Regions from separate parts of the Homo sapiens genome. Here region 1 is linked to region 2. A link is an interaction called in ENCODE POLR2A ChIA-PET data of the cell type or tissue named here. Cell type or tissue: OCI-LY7. All regions are shown on one strand. Each heading gives the region's core, and the rest is flanking DNA. Links, peaks and the distances in the headings are about the cores only.

What was found. Peaks named below come from ENCODE experiments on the same cell type or tissue, not always from the same donor. Only the 100,000 strongest peaks of a DNase experiment are listed, where the experiment ranks them.
Region 1: POLR2A ChIA-PET joins it to region 2 with 5 read pairs; 3 of 35 experiments call an interaction of 5 or more read pairs at or near these places.

Annotation. Positions count from the first base shown.
Region 1 is chr7:128,413,875-128,425,782 of GRCh38, forward strand. No RefSeq gene overlaps it. Among named protein-coding and RNA genes, the nearest start is that of IMPDH1, 9.8 kb to the left of the region's middle. In OCI-LY7, for the core only: no CTCF peak of the experiment used is centred there; no DNase peak of the experiment used is centred there.
Region 2 is chr7:128,518,343-128,530,250 of GRCh38, forward strand. No RefSeq gene overlaps it. Among named protein-coding and RNA genes, the nearest start is that of METTL2B, 48 kb to the left of the region's middle. In OCI-LY7, for the core only: no CTCF peak of the experiment used is centred there; a DNase peak (open chromatin) is centred at 5,139.

The sequences.
Region 1 (11,908 bases), core at 3,598-6,097, 100 kb before region 2:
CCATTGAGGAAGAGTTTTGGCACCCATTGAGTGGAAAGTTTGCCCAATTTTAATTTTTTTCAGTCAGAATTGTGTAAACTGAATCAATTGAGATGTCTATGATGTTGGCTATTGTTTTTGCTATTAATCATCAGCCTCTTCAGTTGTGGCACAAACAAGATTAATTTTTTCATTGCAAGTTGATGTAGATGGTCTGCTGCTTTGGGTTTCATCTTCAACATCTTAACCCTTCTTAAAACAAGTTATCCATTTGTAAACTGCTGATTTCGCTGGAGCATTGTCCCCATAAACTGTGTATAAAGCATCAGGAATTTCATCATTCTTCCACCTAAACTTCATCATATATTTAATGTTTGTTCTTGCTTCAATATTAGCAGAATTCCTTTGCTTTGATAGGAGCTCTTTTTTTTTTTTTTTTTTTTTTTGAGACAGAGTCTAGCTCTGTCACCCAGGCTGGAGTGCAGTGGTGCAATCTTGGCTCACTGCAAGCTCCGCCTCCAAGGTTCATGCCATCCTCCTGCCTCAGCCTCCTGAGTAGCTGGGACTACAGGCACCCGCCACCACGCCCGGCTAATTTTTTGTATATTTAGTAGAGACGGGGTTTCACCGTGTTAGCCAGGATGGTCTCGATCTCTTGACCTCGTGAGCTGCCCACCTCGGCCTCCCAAAGTGCTGGGATTACAGACATGAGCCACCGTGCCCGGCCGATAGAGCTCTTTTCAATCTGATGTCTTATCCTTTGCAGTGCCTCAAACTAGATCCTGTTCAGACATGTTATAAAAAGTTAGTATGAATGTATTTTGTTGCAAAAAAATTGAAGTCCAGGCATAGTTTTTTTCATAATATACATTTTCCATGAACTTTTTGAAGACCCATCATATATCAAAGCAGACTAGGGCTAGATTCTGCAATTAGGTGGGCCTTGGTCCAAATCTGGGCTTACTATATAATTACCCAAGTCATGAACTCTCTCTGAGCCACAGTTTCCTCATCTTTCAAATGGAGCTAATACTGTCTATAAGGTTGTTTTATAATTAACAAGATAACACATGTAAAGTTCTTGGTACATAGTAGGCTCTTAATAAACGCAAGTAATGATTATTGTAAACTAAGTAAGCTGTATCTAACTTCTATACTTTTGACCCCCAGCTAAATATAATACATAATTTCTATTATATAGCCATTCAACAAATGTTTATTGGGCACCTCTCATGTGCCAACTAGATGCTGGGAGTATAATGGTGAGCAAGATGTTCATTGTTTTTACTGTCACGGGCCTTAAAGTCCAGGGGGCTGGGAGACGAGCAGGCAACTAGAAGACAATGTGGGAAGTGCTCTAGCAGAGAAGGACACCCCTCCACACAGCCCAGACACCCAGGCAACACACAGACAGGGCCAGATGTTCTGAGAAAGAAATGCTTTGGGGCCACTTTAAAAGCTCCTGGAGGTAGGCAGAATATAACACATAAATGAACACACATACATAATGAGAGTACTCGAGTAGTGGCTGAGACCTGGCACGCAATACAGAGCAGCTCTGCCTTATCTCCAGAGCTGGTTGGCTACAAATGAGATTTGCTAGCAAACTATTCATTAAAGCAATCATATTGTGATGGAATAACCTGAGGGCCTCAGCATTTCATATGAAGGGATTTTACCTACAGTAATGGCTAAGCCAGTAGTTCTCTGTGGGACATTTGGCAATGTCTAGAGGCATTGTTTATTGTTATGACTAAGGGGAGAAAGGGTGTATTCACGGCATCTAGTGGGTAGAGGCCAGGGATGCTGCTAAATATCCTACAATGGCTTTTCACAATAAATAATTATTTGACCCCAAATATCAATAGTGCTGAGATTGAGAGCTTCTGGTCTAGAGGAACTACTAGACAAAAGCTAGAACTAGACCGGTGCAGTGCCTCATGCCTGTAATCCCAGTTCTTTGGGAGGCCAAGACAAGCGAATCACATGAGGTCAGGAGTTTGAAACCAGCCTAGCCAACATGGTTAAACCCCATCTCTACTAAAAATACAAAAATTAGCCAGGCATGGTGGCACACACCTGTAATCCTAGCTACTCAGGAGGCTAAGGTGGAGGATTGCTTGAACATGGAAAGTGGAGGCAGCAGTGAGCTAAGACTGCACCACTGCACTCCAGCCTGGGTGACAGAGCGAGACTGTCTGAAAAAAAAAAAAAAAAAATTGGAACTAAAGCAAACTATTTAATCTTCTAAAGGCATGAGGACAATAGACTGTTTCAATCTTTTGTACATGAAAGAGCTATGTATCCTCACTGGGCCTCAGTTTCCTAATCTGAGAAATGAGATTCTTGGATTAAATAATGTAGAAAGTTCTTTCCAGCTGGAAAAAATATATGAGTCGAATATACTTATAGGATTAGAATGCAGGCCGGGCATGGTGGCTCACGCCTGTAATCCCAGCACCGTGGGAGGCCAAGGTGGGAGTATCACTTCAGCTCAGGGGTTCAAGACCAGCCTGGGCAACATAGCAAAACCCCATCTCTACAAAAAATACAAAAATTAGCTGGGCATGGTGGCGCACCCTGTGGTCACAGCTACTCAGGAGCCTGAGCGGGAGGATCACTTGAGCCTGGGAGGTTGAGGCTGCAGTGAGCTGAGACTGCACCACTGTACTCCAGCCTGGGCGACAGAGTGAGACCCTGTCTCAAACAAACAAACAAAAAATCAATTAACATGGGCTACAAGATTGAGGGGGTGATAGTCAGGTCAGTCCAAGTGCTAGTCTGTCTGCACTCCCTCACCTTCCAGACTTCCTGGAGTCAAGAGCTGAGTCCTTTCATCAAAAATGCTCCTGTATGGAGCTCCCACTATGGGCAAGGCACTGTGCTAGGTGTTAGAGGAGTGCAAAGAATGAGGGGGATGGAAAAAGCAAGGATAGCTATGAGACCAACACTAATGGTAGAAAGAAGACCAATGTCAATTGAGTATGTGTCAGACACAAGGAGAGGCACTTGGCATACTTTCCTCATTAATCCTCACTGCATTTTATTATTTATGTCTATTTCTCAGGCAAGGAAACTGAAGCTCAGGAAGCTTAAGCAGGTTTTCCACAGTCAGACAACGATGATTGGTGGAGGCCAGGTAAGACCCCCGGACTGTTTGCTCCAACTCGTGAGTCTTTTCTAACTTCTACTGCCTAGGCAGTGCCAAAAGAGGGCACAAAGGGCTCTTATGGTCAAAAGGAGGGAGATAGCCCAACCTGGAGAGAAAACAAGAGAGATTTCCTGGGCAGGTAGACACGCTAATCATTCTTTTAAATACCTTCTTACTAACTCTCCTCTTCCAGCGTACAGAACCTAACACATCAGCAGATAATCTAAAACAAATCACAGCCCAGTGCAGTGGCCTTCCAAGGATGGTTCCAATTATTTTGTGATTCAGAGTTCAATCTGAGTAAATAGCACTTGAAATAAGTGGGTTTTAGCTTGGAAATATTTTTGTTGTATATTACACTTATTGTAACGGAATTTCTGCAGTAGACATAGCAAAATTCCTTGCTAACAATTGTTCCCCACAATCTGATTGTGGGAAGACAGTGAACTAATGTTTTAGAAACAAATATGAATGTCTCCATCTCATATAGTATAACTTAGGCCTAAGGTAGCTGTGATAACTTCTACTTGCAATTTTTTGTTTTAATGGAATTTCACTCTTGTTGCCCAGGCTGGAGTGCAATGGCACAATCTTGGCTTACCGCAACCTCCGCTTCCCAGGTTCAAGCGATTCTCCTGCCTCAGCCTCCTGAGTAGCTAGGATTACAGGCATATGCCACCACGCCTGGCTAATTTTGTATTTTTAGTAGAGACAGGGTTTCTCTATGTTGCTCAGGCTGGTCTCAAACTCCCTACCTCAGGTGATCCACCTGCCTCGACCTCCCAAAGTGCTGGGATTACAAGTGTGAGCCACTATGCCTGGCCTGTTTTGTTTGTTTGTTTGTTTGTTTTTTCCAGATAGGATCTCGCTCTTTCACCAAGGCTGGATGGAGTTCAGAGGTACGATCGCAGCTCACTGCAGCCTCAAACTCCTGGGCTCAACCAGTCACCCCTGCCTCAGCCTCCTGAGTTGCTAGGACTACAGGCGCACACCACCATGCCCAGCTAATTTTCTACTTGCACTTTTAATGCTTGAAAAGAGTATACTGATTTGTTTAACAGATAATTACGGAGCATATGACATGTATAGTGTGCTAGGCACATGAGGGCATACAAAGAAATCTGGCCAGGCAAATGAAACATTAAAAGCTAAATAACAGGCCAGGCATGGTGGCTCACACCTGTAATTTCAGCACTTTGGGAAGCCGAAGGGGGAAGATCACTTGAGGTTAGCAGTTCGAGACCAGCCTGGCCAACATAGTGAAACACTGTCTCCACTATAAATACAAAAAAAAAAAATAGCTGGGCATTGTGGCGGGCACCTGTAGTCCCAGCTACTCAGGAGGCTGAGGCAGAAGAATCACTTGAACCCGGGAGGTGGAGGTTGCAGTGAGCCAAGATTGCACCATTGCGCTCCAGCCTGGGTGACAGAGCGAGACGCCATCTCAAAAACAAACAAAAAGCTAAATAGCTAAATAACAATATAAAGTAATGATTCTCAGCTGGGGGTCATTTTTCCCCCAGGATTTATTTGGCCGTGTCTGAAGACATTTTTGGTTGTCACAACTGGAGGGGTGCTGGCAGCATCTAATGGTGCTGCTGAACATCCTACAATGCACTGGGTGACACCCTACAACAAAGAATGATCTAGCTCAAAATGCCAATGGTGCTGAGGTTGAGAAATCCTGACATAAGAATTACATGCTCATTGAGTAGTGCCAACTCTTGAGTGTTATAGAAGTTGAAAGCAGAAACCCAACACTATCAACTGGAGTAGTCAGGCAAGGTTTTATAGAGAAGAAAGGATTGGACTGTGTTTGAAGAAGAGCTAGGATTTAGGAAGGGAGAGGGCCCAGAGAGAACAGTCCAAGGAGGGAACATGGACAGAGTGCTGGAGGGGAGTGAGCTGGGAGGTTTCTGGGAGCAGTGAGCAGGCCGTCCTGGATGGAGCATTCTCTCCACTCCACAGCCTGAGGGGTGGGTCAGCAGGTGACATTATCTCCACATGACAGATGAGGAAACCAAGTCACAGAAAGCTTGAGAGAGCATCCTGTGATTGTCTCTGAGCTAGAGCTAGAGGCCAGTCCACCTGTTGCCCAGGCCCAGACCTTTCCCCAGTATAATCTACTTCACCTGAGCTTTGAGCCCACCCTGTGCTGATACCAGCCACCAGGAGCCAAATGAAACCGTCAGGGGCATTGCCCAGACAAAGGCTTTCTTCTACCCCAAATCCAGCAGTCCTACTCTGGAACCTCAGTGTCTGTTTATTTGAAAGGATATCCTGTAGAAACTCCAGCACACACACACACATACAGAGGCAGGTAGAAAATGGAATCATGTTCCGAAGAGCACAGACACACAGTATGGAATACCAGTTAAGAAGAGAATCTGCTGGTACAGAAGCCACGGAACAGCTTCTGGCCGGTGAGGCACAGTCACTGTGAATGGAGATGCCAGCAAGCGTGGGAGAGTGGGGGAAAGGAGGAGCGGGAGCAGATGGGTGTTCAGCATTGCCAGAGCAGGAGCAATGGGGAGAAACCTCACTGGGTGGAGTGAAGGGGTAACTGGGAACTTCCCACTCAGACACTCCGAGGAGACAGAAGAGCAAAGGCCTGTGCGCATCTGAGGAGGGAGCAGTCAAGGTCCCTAGGGAATTCTTATACAACCTCAGTTCCTGAGGGTCTGTTTTGACTGCCAGGGGTCCCTCTTCTCCATTCTACATTTAGGGACCCCAAGGTAAAGCAGCCTGGAGCATAGTCAGAAAGGGTGGAAAGGAGAATGAAAGGCAGAATAAAAGAACAAGTAACTGGAGGTGTTTTAGGCCAGAAGGGGATGGGATTTGGGGAAAGAAAGAAGTGGATTGCCAGGGGCTGCCCTGACTCCTGTGCCAAACATTGAAGAGCTGGGTGAAGTCAGTGGAGAAGGTGCAGCTGCGAAGAGACATGCAGGAGGTGGAGCCCCAAACCTGGGCCTGTCTTCCCACACCTGCCAGCCACCCATGTCCAGGGGATGGGGGTTCATGGGAGCAAGCAGGGACCGAGGCACCAGTGCTATGACTCTTCTCCCTCACCCCTCCTCATCCCAGCAGCCCTGGCCTCTAGGGCTGAAATACAGTAGTCCCCACTTATCCTCAGTTTCACTTTCTGAGGTTCAGTTACCCACGGTCAACTGAGATTCAAAAATATTAAATGGGAAATTTCAGAAAAAAAGAAAAGTTGTGAGTTTTAAGTTGCAAGCCATTACCGGGCATGGTGGCTCACTCTGGTAATCCCAGCACTTTGGGAGGCTGAGGAAGGAGGACCATTTGAGTCCAGGAGTCCGACACCAGCCTGGGCAACATAGTGAGACATTATCTCCAAAAAAAAAATTTAATTTAATTTTAAAAAATTAAATTGTATGCCATTCTGAGTAGTGGGATGATATCTCATGCCATCCCGCTGCACCTGCTGGAGAGGTGTAATCATCCCTTTGCTCAGCGTATCCACACTACTGCTACCTGCTTTAGTCACTTAGAAGCCATCCCGGTTATCAGATGGAAATAACACAGTATATGTAGGGTTCAATACTATCTGAGGTTTCAGGCATCCACTGGAGGTCTTGCAATGTATGCTCTGAGGATAAGGGGGACCACTGTAATCCAAAAGCCTGGCTGTGTTTCATCCAGCTATGCATGCTTTTCAATCTCCAGTGAGGATGAAGTTGGGGTTATGAAGAGCTGGTGCAGTGGTGGAGATCTCCGATCCAGGAAACATCTAGGCCGAGGCTATGGCAGTTCCTCCCACCTGTGCCCACAGCTGCTTCTGCCCTGGATCCCCACCAAGACACCCTTTCCCTCACCCCCAGGGAAACAGGGGGCACCAAGAGTGTGTCTTTAAGGATAGTGTGCTCACCCTCCCTCGCTTTCATTTTCAACCATTTCCTAACCTGGCCTCATAAGAAAAATGTAAGCAATGTGCAGACTGCACATTTCTCTTGCCTGAGAGGCCCTGACATTATCAGAACCACAACAAACCCTGGCCTTCACACCAACCCACTCCTGCCTCCAGCCCAGGGCTTGAAAGCAGAGGGACACAGGGTGCTGGTGCTAATGTGTGGGACCAAGGCAGGCCCCCATCCTGGTCCCTGCATTGCCTGGCCTGGAGGAGGTGCTGCTGTGGGTGATTTTCAGTCTGAAGGGTGCAAATGGGTCAGAAGTTGTTCTGGTCCATGTTCAGGAGGGCAATTGGGCCCCAAGTTCAAAAAGAACCCCACCCTCCCTCCATGTCGCCTAAGTCCCTGCCTCTTGGCAGGTCATAGGGTACAAGCAGGCTGCTGTGTTTTAGAACAGAGGGCAGGGGGCAGGGAGGTGGAACGGGGCTTCCTTCTCAAGGTGGGAGAGAGGGAGGAGAAGGGTAGGGTCCCAGCCACATGACAGGTAGTCACAGGCCCACCTCATTCCCCCAAGCCTCCCTCCATCCCCAGGCATAGCCTCCCACTTGCCTGATCAGTCCAAGGGCACATCTGAAAGTGACACCTCCCCACCCTACTTCCAGGCCTTGAGACCTTGTTGGTTCCCACAGCTGTTCTATCTCCCTCCTGCCCAACCTACTCCCTCCCAGGAGCCAATACCTGGAGAGGAATTCCCTGTGCTCCTGTTTCCACCCCTCGGTCCTCAGGGTGGTTGTGGGTGTGAGTGGGTGCCCAGGGTTTCCTGCCTGGAGACCTGGGTCTCTTGGCTGATCCCCAGGCCCTCCTGCCCTAGGCCTCCAGCCCCATCTAATTAATTACCTGAGGCCAGGAGCTGTATCCACAGCACTGCCATTCCCCACCCCTCCCCCCACCCCCGCTCAGGTGCCTCTGCAGCTCAGCCCAGAGCCACCTGTGAAGTGGGGAGGGCAGGCAACACCTCTACCCCCTTGAAGGTACAGAGGTGGGCCTGATGACCCCAGGCCATGTGAGATCTCATTGGGAGCACAGGAAGCACTCTTCACTGCTCCTTGTCACCCTTCCATTACAAGTCCCATGTGGTTTTTCACCCTATCCCACATCAGGGCTGTGGAACCCTTGACATAATCCTACCCTACCTTCCAGGCAGGCCTAAAAGTGTATATGTGTGTGGGGGGGGGGGGATATGGTGTGTGGGGGTGTGTGTGTCTGTGTTTGTGGTGTGTGGGGGGTGTGTGTGTGTATGTGTGTGGTGTGGTATGTGTGGTGTGTGTAGGGGTGTGTGTGTGTATGTGTGTGTGGGGTGTGTGTGTGTGTTATGTGGTGTGGTGTGTAGGAGTGTGTGTCTGTATGTGTGTGTAAGTGTGTGTAGGGGGTGTGTGTGTGAGAGAGAGAGAGGGAGAATGGATGCCCTAGGACTTCTTCTCCCTGCATACACTGAAAAAAGAGAAAAGGACTTCGTATCTGCAGTCTTTTTTGTTTTTGTTGTTTTGTTTTGTTTTGAGACAGAATCTCCCTCTGTTGCCCAGGCTGGCATGCAATGGCACGAACACAGCTCACTGCAGCCTCAACCTCCTGGGCTCAAGTGATCTTCCTACCTCAGTCTCCGAAGTAGCTGGGGCTACAGGGACACACCACCATTCCCAGCAATTTTAAAAACTTTTTTTTTTTTGTAGAGCCACAGTCTCACTATGTTGCCCAGGCTGGTCTTGAACTCCTGGGGTCAAGCAATCTGCCCACCTTGGCCTCCCAAAGTGCTGGGATTACAGGCGTGAGCCACTGCACCTGGCCTGTAGTCTTGACATGCTGTGAGATACTGTCCTGTTCAATTTCTAGCCAACAATATCAAAAAGGATTCTCCTCAGACTGAGAGCGGATTTAGGAAGAGGTTTAGAAAGCTTCTGTCACCACCGACCTGCAACAGAGCAAATGTCTGTGGCCCCTAGCATCCTGAGCCAGCAGGGGAGGGTCTGGGGTGGGATATGTGTGACAAGCCCACTGCATGCATAGCTACTATGCCACTGTGTCCCTGAGTGCTGGCATGGGAGCCAGGCCTGGCACCTATCCTGGCATTGGCAGGCGGGAGGAAGGAGGCCTCGTGAGCAGATGGAGGCTTCTGCAGCAGCTCTCTCTCTGCAGGGCCCCTCTGCATGAGTGTGTCAGCTTCCCCTGCCCTGGCCCTGACCCTGTCACATCTCGGCCTCAGTTTCCTAGTGGTTTACACCCTTTTTTCTGAAGATTGTCATTGCAGTGGAATATATTAAATGCTAGGTGAGGTAACCAATGAAGTAAGTTACTTAAAAGTGCTTTGAAACGTGTCAACAACTACACAAACACAAGTCATTATTCTATTTTTTTTTTTTTTTTGAGACGCAGTTTCACCCTTGTCACCCAGGCTGGAGTGCAGTGGCGCAATATTGGCTCACTACAACCTCTGCCTCCCGGGTTCAAGTGATTCTCCTGCCTCAGCCTCCTGAGTAGCTGGGATTACAGGCACCCGCCACCACACCCGGCTAATTTTTGTATTTTTAGTAGAGATGGGGTTTCACCATGTTGGCCAGTCTGGTCTCGAACTCCTGACCTCAGGTGACTTACCCACCTCGGCCTCCCAAAGAGCTGGGATTACAGGCATGAGCCACGGAGCCCAGCCAATCCATTCTCTTTCTACCACACCTACTGCTCCTTAAATGATTCATTTACTCCACCTTAACTGAGAGCACAGTGCCAGGTGGCTAATAAATCCAATCTACCAGTTGGATAGCCTAGGTTATGCTGCAGTAAGAACAGCAAAAACCTAACTCACTGGCATAACATAACAAAAATTCATTTCTCATTTACTCTGCATGTCCATTGTGGGTCAGATGGGGCTACTCTAAAACCCAGGCTGATGGAGCAATCACTATCTGGAACCGTGCCATTAGCTGTGGCAGAGGGGAAGAGAGCTCTGAAGGTCTCACAAAGTCAATAAAATGCTCCAGGCCAGCAGTGATACCATCAATTCCACTTAATCCCATTGGCCACAACTACTGTAGTCCATGGCCACACCCAATCACAAGTGACCAGGGAATACAATCCTTTCAAGTGGCCAGAAGGCAGAGAGGAGGAAAAATTTGGTGAACAGCTTTAATGTGTACCATGTGTATTACTAATTACTGTTGATGATTTAGAAGATGCAGGGCAACACTAAGTGAAAAGGGTGCTTATAAAGGGTTGCATTATTATTATTATTATTTTGAGACACAGTTTCACTCTGTCACCCAGGCTGGAGTGCAGTGGCACGATCTCGACTCACTGCAACCTCCGCCTCCCAGGTTCAAGTGATTCTTCTGCCTCAGCCTCCTGAGTAGCTGGGACTACAGGCGCATGCCACCATGCCCAGCTAATTTTTGTATTTTTAGTAGAGATGGGGTTTCACCATATTGGCCAGGCTGGTCTTGATCTCCTGACCTCGTGATCTGCCCACCTCAGCCTCCCAAAGTGCTGGGATTATAGGCGTGAGCCACCGTGCCCGACCATAAAGAGTTGCATTATTACAAAGATTAATCCCATCCAGGATCTTCAACAACCTCTTCACAGTTGCCACAGAAAGCCTTGGTTGGGTGCAGAGGCCCAGCAACTACACAGGCCCTTCAGCTGTCCTTTCTTCTAGATTCAGGAAGAGCCCACATGGTTTATAAACATAGTTCCCATTAAGTCCAGCAACAAACAGGCTGGAAATCCAACTCTTATGCCCCTTACTCCATTCCTTGGATTCATATTCTTATTGCAGCCATGCCCTAATTCCACTTCTGGGAGTAGGTGGCAGGTACCCCCCTGGACCTGAGGTTCATCATGCTGTAGGGCAAATCATGTGGGATGGAGCAGGGAGCTGTGGGAAAAGATATTCCTCCATAGTCCTGCCTGAGGCTTTGGAGTAGATCCCAGAGAGTCCCTTGGCCAAAGTTATGGGGACTAGCTGAGTGATGTGGTGAATGTCCATGAGCTTGGCAGACAGAAGCCTGGCTGAAACCCTTAGTTCCTTCCATATTAGCTATATGACCATGGACAGGCATTCTGGGTTGTTTCTTCCTCTGAAAAATGAGGATGATAGTGACTTCTGTTAACATGCTATGAGGAACAGCAGTTTATTAATATTAAGTAAACACCTGGCACATAGCAGTTGCTTCATAAAGCTATTATTACCATGATAGTTGAAGCCAAACAGCTGCCCTGAGAATTTTCATACACACTCTGCAGACATGAGCTCTGGCAGCCTGAGACTTGGTTTCACTTGACCTCGGGCTGTGTTCAGAGTGAAAGGATGAAGTATTATTGTTAATTCACTAAAACTAGTGTTTTATCTCCTAACTATTGGAATGATTTCATTGTTATTGTTTTCATTACATGTGCACACCTAACTTGCATGGATGAAATATAAGCCTAGTATGAATACAGATGTCATAATCAAAGACAAAATGGTGATTAAAAAGAAGAAATCTAGAGAAATTGTTTTGCTAAACTCTCTTACCGAAGAACCTTAAGCACATTAAAAATTAGCTTTAGGCCAGGCGCGGTAGCTCACACCTGTAATCCCAGCACTTTGAGAGGCCGAGGCGGGCGGATCAACTGAGGTCAGGAGTTCGAGACCAGCCTGACCAATATGGTGAAACCCTGTCTCTACTAAAAAATACAAAAATTAGCCGGGCGTGGTGACAGGCGCCTCTAATCCCAGCTACTCAGGAGGCTGAGGCAGGAGAATCGCTTGAACCTGGGAGGTGGAGGTTGCAGTGAGCCGAGATCGTGCCATTGCACTCCAGCCTGGGCGACAGAGCAAGACTCCATCTCAAAAAAAACAAAAATTAGCTTTAATTTTTTA
Region 2 (11,908 bases), core at 4,016-6,515:
CCTGGGTGACAGAGCAAGACCCTATCTCTGAAATAAAAAATATTTATACTTAAAAAAAATAGCTATATAGGACATTTTGGGGGCAAATGGGGAAATTGGAAAATGGACTCCATATTAAATAATACTTTTTTTTGTTGAGACAAGGTCTCACTCTGGCATGCAGGATGGAGTGTAGGGAGCTCACTGCAGCCTCAACTTCCTGGGCTTAAGTGATTCTCCAGCCTCAGCCTCCTAAAGTGCTGGGATTACAGGCATGAGCCACCACGCCTGGGCTGTATTAGATAATATAGCAGCTCTGAATTTGTTGTGTGTGATAATGGTGTGTGGTAAGAGAGAAACTCTGTAGGAGACACACATTGTAGTATTTAGGGCAGAAAGAGTAGATACTTGAAACTTTCCAGTGCTCCAACAATAACAAAAAATTAAACACATACCCCATACACAGAGAAAGCACAGATGGCAAAATGTTAATTGGAAAAATCTAGGTGAAGAATATTTTAATATTTTTTTCAACTCCTCTTTCAGCTTAATTATTTCCTTACAAAGTTGGGTGCAGTGGCTCACTCCTGTAATCCCAGCACTTTGGGAGGCCGAGGCGGGTGGATCACCTGAGGTCAGGAGTTCAAGACCAGCCTGGCTGACATGGTGAAACCCCGTCTCTACTAAAAATACAAAAAATTAACCGGCTGTGGTGGTGCATGCCTGTAATCCCAGCTACGTGGGAGGCTGAGGCAGGAGAATCACTTGAAACCCAGGAGGCAGAGGTTGCAGTGAGCTGAGATTCGCCATTGCACTCCAGCCTGGGCAACAAGAGCAAAACTCTGTCTCAAAAAAATTTAAATAAATAAATAAATAAATAAATTAGCCGGGTGTGGTTGCGGGCGCCTGCCTGTAATCCCAGCTACTCCGGAGGCTGAGGCAGGAGAGTAGCTTGAACACAGGAGGCAGAAGTTGCAGTGAGCTAGATCTTGCCATTGCACTCCAGCCTAGATGACAGAGTGAGACCCTGTCTCCAAAAAAAAAACTAAGTTGGGTGCGGTGGCTCACGCCTGTCATCCCAGCACTTTGGAAGGTTGAGGCCGGCAGATCACTTGAGGTCAAGAGTTCAAGACCAGCCTGGCCAACATGGTGAAACCCCATCTCTACTAAAAATACAAAAATTAGCTGGGCTTGCTGGGCACGATGGCTCACGCCTGTAATCCCAGCACTTTGGGAGGCCGAGGCGGGCGGATCGCCTGAGGTCGGGAGTTCAAGACCAGCCTGGCCAGCATGGTGAAACCCTGTCTCTAATAAAAATACAAAAATTAGCCGGGCGTGGTGGTGGGCGCCTGTAATCCCAGCTACTTGGGAGGCTGAGGCAGGAGAATAGCTTGAACCCAGGAGGTGGAGGTTGCGGTGAGCCAGGATCGCACCATTGCACTCCAGCCTCGGCAACAGAGCGAGAATCTGTCTCAAAAAAAAAAAAAAAAAAAAAAGAGGCCAGGCGCCGTGGCTCACGCCTGTAATCCCAGCAGTTTGAGAGGCCGAGGCAGGCAGATCACGAGGTCAGGAGATTGAGACCATCCTAACACAGTGAAACCCCGTCTCTACTAAAAATACAAAAAATTAGCTGGGCATGGTGGCGGGCGCCTGTAGTCCCAGCTACTCGGGAGGCTGAGGCAGGAGTGGCATGAACCCGGGAGGCAGATCGCGCCACTGCACTCCAGCCTGGGCGACAGTGAGACTCCGCCTCAAAAAAAAATTTTTTTTAATTTTAATTACAAAAAGGAAGGGTGACTAGCAGGGTCAGGAGAAAGTTTCATACAATTGATAAATTTTTTGAAGAATGGGAGCATGAGTGTGTGTTGAAAGCAATGCTCATGGAAGGGAGGAGGAGAAGGTGATTATGTCAGCCAGGGGTGAGAGGTGCAGGGCAGAATCCTGGAGGAGCAGGTGGATGGCCCAGAGTGAGGGCCTGGAGGGTGGCCTTTGCCCAGTGTGGGCGGCCACACGTCAGACGGGCAACTTGGTGGAGGGCGTTCCTGTCTGATGACTTCCCCTCTCTCCTCTACGTAGGATATGAGGCTCTCTGCTAAGAAGGGCCAGGAGAGCAATGGGGAGGTTCCCGCAGGGAAAAACTGGTGAGGTTTGTGGGTTTGTGTTGACGATCTGGGTGAAGATTGTTTATTGGTTTAGGGAGGGAGACAAGAGGAAAGATTAAGTCCCCACTCCTCCAAGACTCAGTTTCTCCATCTGTAACATGAGGAGATTGAACTAGGAGATCTCAAAGGACTCTGAACTCCTGTACGCTCATGGTCCCTTTAGGAAGTGATGGGAAGCATATACTGAATAGCACGAGCCTGGGTTATTTAAGAATTAAGGATAGCGGCTGCTCTGCCTATGGAGTAGCCATTCCTTTTTTTTTTTTTTTTTTTTGAGACGGAGTTTTGCTCTTGTCACCCAGGCTGGAGTGCAATAGCGCGATCTCGGCTCACTGCAACCTCCGCCTCCCAGGTTCAAGCGATTCTCTGCCTCAGCCTCCCATGTAGCTGGGATTACAGGCATGCGCCACCACCACGTCTGGCTAATTTTTGTATTTTTAGTAGAGACGAGGTTTCACCATCTTGGCCAGGCTGGTCTTGAACTCCTGACCTTGTGATCCCCCCGCCTCGGCCTCCCAAAGTGCTGGGATTACCGGCGTGAGCCACTGCACCCGGCGGAGTAGCCATTCTTTTATTCCTTTACTTACTTAATAAACTTGATTTCACTTAAAAAAAAAAGAATTAGGGATAGCTAGTAAAAACTAGACAATTGCCTAAGAGGTTTCTAATTGAGGATTAAAACCAATAAATACAAGAAGGCCAGGCATGGTGGCTCATGCCTGTAATCCCAGCACTTGGGGAGGTTGAGGTGGGCAGATCACCTGAGGTCAGGAGTTCGAGACCAGCATGACCAATATGGCGAAACCCTGTATCTAATAAAAATACAAAAATTAGCCGGGTGTGGTGGCATGTGCCTGTAGTCCCAGCTACTCAGGAGGCCAAGGCAGGAGAATTGCTTGAACCCAGGAGGCAGAGACTGCAGTGAGCCAAGATTGTGCCACTGCACTCCAGCATCCTGAGTGACAGAGTGAGACTCTGTCTCCAAAAAAAAAAAAAACCAAAAAACAAAAACAAAAAAACCAGTAAATACAAAGAGGCACATGAAAGGCAGACTGCTGGCCAGGCACGGTGGCTCACGCCTATAATCCCAGCACTTTGGGAGGCCGAGGCAGGCACATCATGAGGTTAGGAGAGTGAGACCATCCTGGCTAACACGGTGAAACCCCGTCTTTACTAAAAATACAAAAAATTAGGTGGGCGTGGTGGTGGGCATCTGTAGTCTCAGCTACTCAGAGGGCTGAGGCAGGAAAATCGCTTGAACCCGGGAGGTGGAGGTTGCAGTGAGCCCAGATCTCGCCACTGCACTCCAGTCTGGGTGACAGAGCGAGAATCCTTCTCAAAAAAAAAAAAAAAAAGAAAAGAAAAGAAAAAGAAAAAAAAGAGAGGCAGGTGTGGTGGCTCACACCTGTAATCCCAACACTTTGGGAGGCTGACGCAGGTGGATCACCTGAGGTCGGGAGTTGGAGACCAGCCTGACCAACATGGAGAAACCCCATTTCTACTAAAAATACAAAATTAGCCAGGTGTGGTGGCGCATGCTTGTAATCCCAGCTACTCGGGAGGCTGAGGCAGGAGAATCGCTTGAACCCGGGAGGCAGAGGTTGCAGTGAGCCAAGATCACACCACTGCACTCCAGCCTGGGCAACAAGAGCGAGACTCTGTTAAAAAAAAAAAAAGAAAGAAAGAAAAGAAAAAGAAAAGCAGACTGCTTAAGGCTTCAGAGCACCCCTGGGGGAGTGAGGAGGTGGCCCAGAGGCCGAAGGCTCTGAGATGCATGAGAAGGTGCTGTTTGGGTGAACACGGTGCGGGGTCCTTTTCAGAGTATATACTGCTTTCTCCTTGCTCTGGCTGAAGTTCACATCACACAGCATGAAGTGAAACAGCACATCAATGTGATGAACACGGTTAACACTGAAGAAACCTGTACGTGCGAGCAAATATAGCGTGAAAGGGTTCAGGGATTTCTTTCTTTCTTTCTTTTTTTTTTTTTTGAGACTGAGTCTCACTCTATTGCCCAGGCTGGAGTGCAGTGGCATGATCTCCGCTCACTGCAACCTCCCACCTCCCAGGTTCAAGCGATTTTTCTGCCTCAGCCTCCCAAGTAGCTGGGACTATTGGCACGTGCCATGATGCCCGGCTAATTTTTGTATTTTTAGTAGAGTCAGGGTTTCACCATATTGGCCAGGCTGGTCTCAAACTCCTGACCTCATGATCTGCCCACCTCGGCCTCCCAAAGTGCTGGGATTACAGGCAGGAGCCACTGTGCCCGGCCGTCCTGTTTTTTGGTGTGTGTGTGTGTGTGTGTGTGTGTGTGTGTGCACGCGCGCGTTTGAGAGGGAGTCTCCCACTGTGGTCCATGCTGGAGTACAGCAGTGCGATCTCGGCTCACTGCGACCTCTGCCTCCCAGGTTCAAGCAATTCTCCTGCCTCAGCCTCCTGAGTAGCTGGGATTATAGGCATGTGCCACCACGCCTGGCTAATTTTTTGTATTATTAGTAGAGACAGGGTTTCACTCTGTTGGCCAGGCTGGTCTTGAACTCCAGGCCTCAAGTGATCCACCTGCCTCAGCCTCCCAAAGTCCTGGTATTACAGCCGTGAGCCACCATGCCTGGCCAATAGTTTATTTTTATTTTTAAAGGGACAGGGTCTCCCTCTTTCACCCAGGCCGTAACCCTGAACTGCGAGGCTCAAACGATCCTTCTGCCTTAGCCTCCCAACTCCCAAGTAGCTAGGACTACAGGTGCACACCACCATGCCTGGCTAATTTTTAAATTTTCGGTAGAGATGGTATCCTGGTATGTTGCCCAAGCTGGTCTCAAACTTCTGGCCTCAAGTGATCCTTCTGCCTCAGCCTCCCAAAAGTGCTGGGATTACAAGCATTGTGCCACAGTGCTCGGCCAACAATAGATTTATAATATCACTGAGGGCAGGGATTGTGAGTCATCATCAGCTCCCCAGTGACTGGCAGCATGCCAGGAATGGGGGAGGTGAGAGAAGGAAGGAAGGGAGGCTTTTCGGCCTGACAGTTCAGCCAAGTGCAGGCACTGTCATGTTCATGGCCACCAGGCACCTGCCAACGACCAGGCTCTGTGCTGCCCACTTTACACAGATGGTCTCACTTGGCCTTGATGACAACCTGTGGAAGTTGGTATTATTTACTCCAAGAGGAAACTAAAGGCAGAGAGTTTAAATAACTTGCCAAAAGTCACATGGCAGAATCAGGATTTGAGCTCAGATATGTTAAACTGAAGCTTGTGCTCTTGACTGCCTGGCTGTGCAGTCTTCCAGAAGAGCACGGCATGGACTTCTGGAATTCTTGCAGCCACTCGACTCAAAAGCAGTTAGCATAGTGCTGAGCACAGGTAATAGGGCATTTGACAAATGCCAGTGACTGTAGACCGAATGATTGACAGTCTGAAAGAATGAATGAGTGAAGTGACTTCCTGTCTTGTGAGGTCTTTCTCTTCAAATGGAAGATTTCCCCATAGCCTTTGAATGCTCAATCTAATTAAGGCAAAAAGACATCAGAGAATTGCAGGGCCTTTCCTTTATTAACTGTCAAGTCCAATCTGGAGGCTGTTTACGTGCCAAGGTCAGAGATCAGTCTTTAGCTGCTCTCCTCTCATTCATCTGGCCAACCTCAGAACATAAAGTTTATTGATGCAAAACTGATTGGCAGGCTGGGCTAACGAGCTGGCGGGAACAGGGAGTATCAGAAAGAGTTCTAAGCCAGCGTCGGCTCAGCCCAGCTCCTTTGCTGTCCTAACTTCCCTGTGCTCTAGGTTGCAGGGTCGCACCTTTCAGAAGTGAACCCCAGAAGAGTAGCAAATGCTGCCTGGCCTTTTGGCAGTTCTTATGGAGCCCAATCAAGAGCTGGAGGGGAAGCAGTCCTTTTTCCTGGTTTTGTCTATTAATGTGGAAAGAGCGAGGCATGGAAGATTAGGTAGTATAGTCTTTTTTTTTTTTTTTTTAAGACAGAGTCTCGCTCTGTCACCCAGGCTGGAGTGCAGAGTGCAGTGGTGTGATTTCGGCTCACTGCAAGTTCTGCCTCCCGGGTTCGTGCCATTCTCCTGCCTCAGCCTCCCAAGTAGCTGGGACTACAGGCACCCCCCCACCATGTCCGGCTAATTTTTTGTGTTTTTAGTAGAGACAGGGTTTCACTGTGTTAGCCAGGATGGTCTTGATCTCCTGACCTCGTGATCCGCCCGCCTCAGCCTCCCAAAGTGCTGGGATTACCGGCTTGAGCCACCTCGCCCAGCAGTATAGTCTTAAGACTTCACAAATCAAAGCAATTCCCATGTAAGCCTCGTCAGGCCTGGGGGTTGTGAAGAGGAAGGTAACTGTTATGCCTACAGTTTGCAGCCAACCCATCAGTAAGCAGCGCCTGTCTGTGGGGAGCTCCTGGCAGTGCCTCCTCCTCCATGCCCAGCAGGAAAGAGGCTGGGAAGGATGCATGGGCCACATGCCTGGCTCTACTTGCAGTGCCCCCAGGATAAAAGCCAGGAGGCCGGCCGGGCACGGTGGCTCACACCTGTAATCCCAGCACTTTGGGAGGCCGAGGCGGGCAGATCACGAGGTCGGGAGATCGAGAGCATCCTGGCTAACACGGTGAAACCCCGTCTCTACTAAAAATATAAAAAAATTAGCTGGGCGAGGTGGCGCGCGTCTGTAATCCCAGCTCCTCGCTAGGCTGAAGCAGGAGAATCTCTTGAACCCAGGAGGCCCAGGTTGCAGTGAGCTGAGATCGCACCACTGCACTCCAGCCTAGGCAATGGAGCAAGACCCCGTCTCAAAAAAAAAAAAAAAAAAAAGAAAAAGAAAAAGCCAGGAGGTGGGCAGTCAGGAGAGGCAGGTGGACCCGGGAGCTGTGGCTTCTTCTACTCAAGATAGGGAAAGTACAACTCCCCTGGTTATTATCAGGACCAATTGATTTTGCCTGATCTGAGAAAACATCCTGACCACAGGTCACTTGAAATGCCCTGTAATTCAGAAACAGTGGCTGTCCACAGCAGACAGCTATCTGGATTTAAGACCCCAAATTCACACACCACACCACAAATTGTCCACTTACAAGCAAAAAATAACTAACAGCAGCCCCCAACCCACTCTCATTTTATTCCCTTGGTTCCAGGTCTCCTCTGAGCAGGTCATGTCTCCCGGTGTGTTTGCGTACAGGCTGTGGGGCTGGGGGGAAGGAGTCTTTTTTCCTCTTACCCCAGGCAGGACTGGCTCCAGGTTGCACAGAGCTCCACAGAGAAAACTGCTCACTGCAGAGAAGGGCAGGGTCCAGCCCAAGCTCTACTCTGATGAGCTCTGAGATCAGGGGTGGTGACTTCATCTTCTATCTATGGCTTGGAACAATGATGATGACCATGACCCTCCGGTTTCAGTTCAGTCAATGAATGGGGAGCAAATTGCTATTGTCAGGCACTAGGCTAGGGAGGTGATTCAGAAAGGCTCCCAGAGACCCACACACCAATCACTAAACTAATATAACACGCTAATGCTACATCTACAGTAGGGATAAAGTGTTTTAGGTACACAAAGAAGGGAGTTGAGAAAAGCTTCAGAGGTTTTCAAAGTGGTTTCCAGACCATCATCAGCCAGCCTCACCTGGAAAGTTGGTAGAAATACAAATATCAGCCCCACCCCAGACTGGCTGAATCAAAAATTCTGGGGGTGGGGCCCAGCAATCTGCGTTTGAACAAGCCCTCCAGGTGATTATGATGCAACCTAAAGTCTGAGAATCACGTAGAGGTTGGAAAACTACCTTGCAACCAGCAACCTGTTTTTGCAAATAAAGTTTTATTGGAACACAGCCATAATCCATCATTCAGATATTGTTTGTGGCTACTTCCCTTTTAACCAGCAGAGTTGGTAGTTACGACAGAGACAATATGGCCTGCAAAGCCTGATTCTGTCAAATGACTAGACTAGATTTCCCATACTAGGGAGCATAGCCTAGATTTTTTTTCTTTTCTTTTTTTTTTTGAGACAGAATCTCACTGACACGCAGGCTGGAGTACAATGGTGGGTTCTCAGCTCACTGCAACCTCCACCTTCTGGGCTCAAGTGATCTCCCAACCTCAGCCTGCTGAGTAGCTGGGACCACGAGCATATGGCAACATGTGCAACTAACTTTTGTATTTTTTTTTTTTTGTTAATTATTATTTTTTGAGACCGAGTCTCGCTCTGTCGCCCAGGCTGGAGTGCAGTGGCGGGACCTTGGCTCACTGCAAGCTCTGCCTCCTGGGTTCACGCCATTCTCCTGCCTCAGCCTCCCCAGCAGCTGGGACTACAGACGCATGCTGCCACGCCTGGCTAATTTTTTGTATTTTTACTAGAGACAGGGTTTCACTGTGTTAGCCAGGATGCTCTCGATCTCCTGACCTCGTGATTCGCCCGCCTCGGCCTCCCAAAGTGCTGGGATTACAGGCATGAGCCACCGCACCCGGCCCTGCATTTTTTTTTAAAGATGTAATTTTTTTTTTTTTTTGAGAGGGCGTCTAGCTCTGTTGCCTGGGCTGGAGTGCAGTGGTGCTGTCTTGGCTTACTGCAAACTCCACCTCCTGGGTTCATGCCATTCTCCTGCCTCAGCCTCCCAAGTAGCCGGGACTACAGGCGCCAGCCACCACACCCGGCTAATTTTTTTTTATTTTTAGTAGAGACTGGGTTTCATCTTAGCCAGGATGGTCTCGATCTCCTGACCTCGTGATCTGCCCGCCTCGGCCTACCAAAGTGCTGGTATTACAGGTGTGAGCCACCGCGCCCGGCCTAAAAGACATAAGTTTGCATGTTGCCCAGGCTGGTCTCGAACTCCTGGTGTCAAGTGATCCACTGCCTCGGCCTCCCAATGTGCTGGGATTACAGGTGTGAGCCACCACACCTGGCCTCTTTTTTTTTTTTTTTTTTAAGAGACAAGGTTTCAATATATTGCCCAAGCTAGACTCAAACTCCTGGCCTCAAGCAATCCTCCTGCCTCAGCCTCCTAAGAGGCTGGAACTACCGACAGGTGCACACCACTACGCTTGGCTCCTGTCTATGGCGGAGGTTGCACTGAGCAGAGATTGTGCCATTGCACTCCATCCTGGGCGATAGAGTCAAACAACAACAAAATCCCCTTAAGGCTCTTTCCTAGCAACCAAACGTTTTTCCATTTTGTTAGGAATGGGAAGAAGAGAGGAAATAACTGGCTAAGTAACTACTCTACATCAAGCACGGTTACAAGGCATTTTCCACCATTATTTCAATTTTAATGAAAGCTGCTCATGAAATTAGGTTTACTGGGTCACAGTTTTCAGATGAGGAACCTGGGACAGGTGAAGGGACAGAATTGGAACCCAGTTCTGTCACCATAGATGCCCCACCTGTTCTACACTGGCCTGTCAAGAATAACAATAATAAAAATTATTATTTTAGAGACAGAGTCTTGCTCTGTTGGCCAGGTGGATTGCAGTGGCACGACCTCGGCTCACTGAAACCTTCGACTCCCAGGTTCAAGCGATTCTCCTGCCTCAGTCTCCCGACTAGCTGGGATTACAGGTGCCCGCCGCCACGCCCAGCTAATTAAAAAAATATTTTTAGTAGAGATGGGGTTTCACCATGTTGGCCAGGTTGGATCTCAATCTCCTGACCTCGTGATCCGCCCGCCTTGGCCTCCCAAAGTGCTAGGATTACAGGTGTGAGCCACCGCACCAGGCCCAATGATTATTTTAAATAATAATAATAATTTTTTTTGAGACGGAGTCTCGCTCTGTCACCCAGGCTGGAGTGCAGTGGTGTGATCTCGGCTTACTGCAACCTCCGCCTTCTGGGTTCAAGCGATTCTCCTGCCTCAGCCTCCCGAGTAGCTGGGACTACAGGCGCCCGCCACCATGCCTGGCTAATTTTTTTGTATTTTTAGTAGAGACAGGGTTTCACTGTGTTAGACAGGATGGTCTCGACCTCCTGACCTCATGATCCACCCACCTCGGCCTCCCAAAGTGCTGTGATTACAGGCATGAGCCACCGCTCCCAGCCTTAAATAATTACTTTTATTTTATTATCATTATTTTTGAGACAGGGTCTCACTCTGTCACCCAGAATGGAGTGCAGTGGTGCCATCTTGGCTCACTGCAACCTCTGCCTCCCGGGTTCAAGCGAATTCTCCTGCCTCAACCTCCCAAGTAGCTGAAAGTACAGGTACGTGCCACTATGCCGAGCTAATTTTTGTATTTTTAGTAGACACAGGGTTTCACCATGTTGGCCAGGCTGGTCTCGAACTGCTGGCCTCAAGTGATCCACCCGCTTTGGCCTCCCAGAGTGCTGGGATTACAGGCGTGAGCTACTGCACCCAGCCTAATTACTTTGAAAAATGGGATCACAGGCCAGGTGCGGTGGCTCATGCCTGTAATCACAGCACTTTGGGAGGCCGAGGTGGGCAGATCACGAGGTCAGGAGTTCGAGACCAGTCTGGCCAACATAGTGAAACCCCGTCTCTACTAAAAATACAAAAAATAGGCCAGGTGTGGTGGTGTGCGCCTGTAATCCCAGCTAGTTGGGAGGCTGAGGCAGGAGAATCGCGTGAACCCAGGAGAAAGAGGTTGCAGTGAGCTGAGATTGCGCCACTGCACTTCAGCCCGGGCGACAGTGAGAGACTCCGTCACCAAAATAAAATAAAAAAAAATAAAAAGATCCTCTAGCCCAAATCCCTCCAACACAGAAGCAGTCGGAGAAGCTTGAAAAGGTTAGATGATAGGCCCATGTAGCTTGTCTGTGGAAAGAGCTAGGCTGCAAGACACCTCTGACTCCGTTGAGTGCTTTCTCTTACTCTCCTTTCCCGATTTAAGACATTAAATCATTTAAGACAGTGTCATTTGGTCGGGCGCGGTGGCTAACGCTTGAAATCCCAGCACTTTGGGAGGCTGAGATGGGCGGATCACCTGAGGTCAGGAATTCGAGACCAACGTGGCCAACATGGCAAAACCTCGACTCCACCAAAAAAAAAAAAAATTAGCCGGGCCTGGTAGCGCGTGCCTGTAATCTCAGCTACTCAGGAGGCTGAGGCAGGGAGAACTGCTTGAACCCGGGTGGCAGAGGTTGCAGTGAGCCAAGATCGCACCACTGCACTCCAGCCTGGGCGACAGAGCGAGACTCTGTCTCAAAAAAAAAATTTTTTTTTAAAAGACAGTGTCATTTGATGGAGTTGCTTTCTTGATCGTTGGCTGCAATGAAAGACCTAGCCTCACTGTCTTTTGTGTTGCCTTGGACCGGCTCTTAGGTTCTACTGCCCTAACAGGCAGTGGAGGCTGGCCTCGAGTGGTAGTCATCCATCTTGCCCTCTTTTCCTACCCTCTACCCCCAACCCCCGAGCTGCTCTCCTGTCTCCTTCCAACACTGTTCTCTTTGGGAATATGCATGTCCAACTTCCCAAGCAGTCTGGGATCTGGAGTAAGATGACTCTTGGTTTAATGGAGTTTTTCCACAGTGCTTGCATGTGCCCCAAGGGTTTGGAAGGTTGGAGAACTAACAAAAAGCAAAGCGCCATCCTGTGTCGTTTCGGCAGGTCTGTGTTCTGTTAAAATATGGAAGAATTAACAGAAGAACGAAGAAATAAGGGCAGAAACTCCACAGGGGAGTACTTGTCTAACCCTGAAAAAGTTCAAGGCTGTTGTTCAAGGTCTGAATTTTTCCCTTGAGATTTGCTTGTAGTCCTTAAAGTCATCTTCAGATCTATCTGATCAAGGCAGCATCCGCGGAAAATTATAAGGTGGGTGGCTGCACTGGAG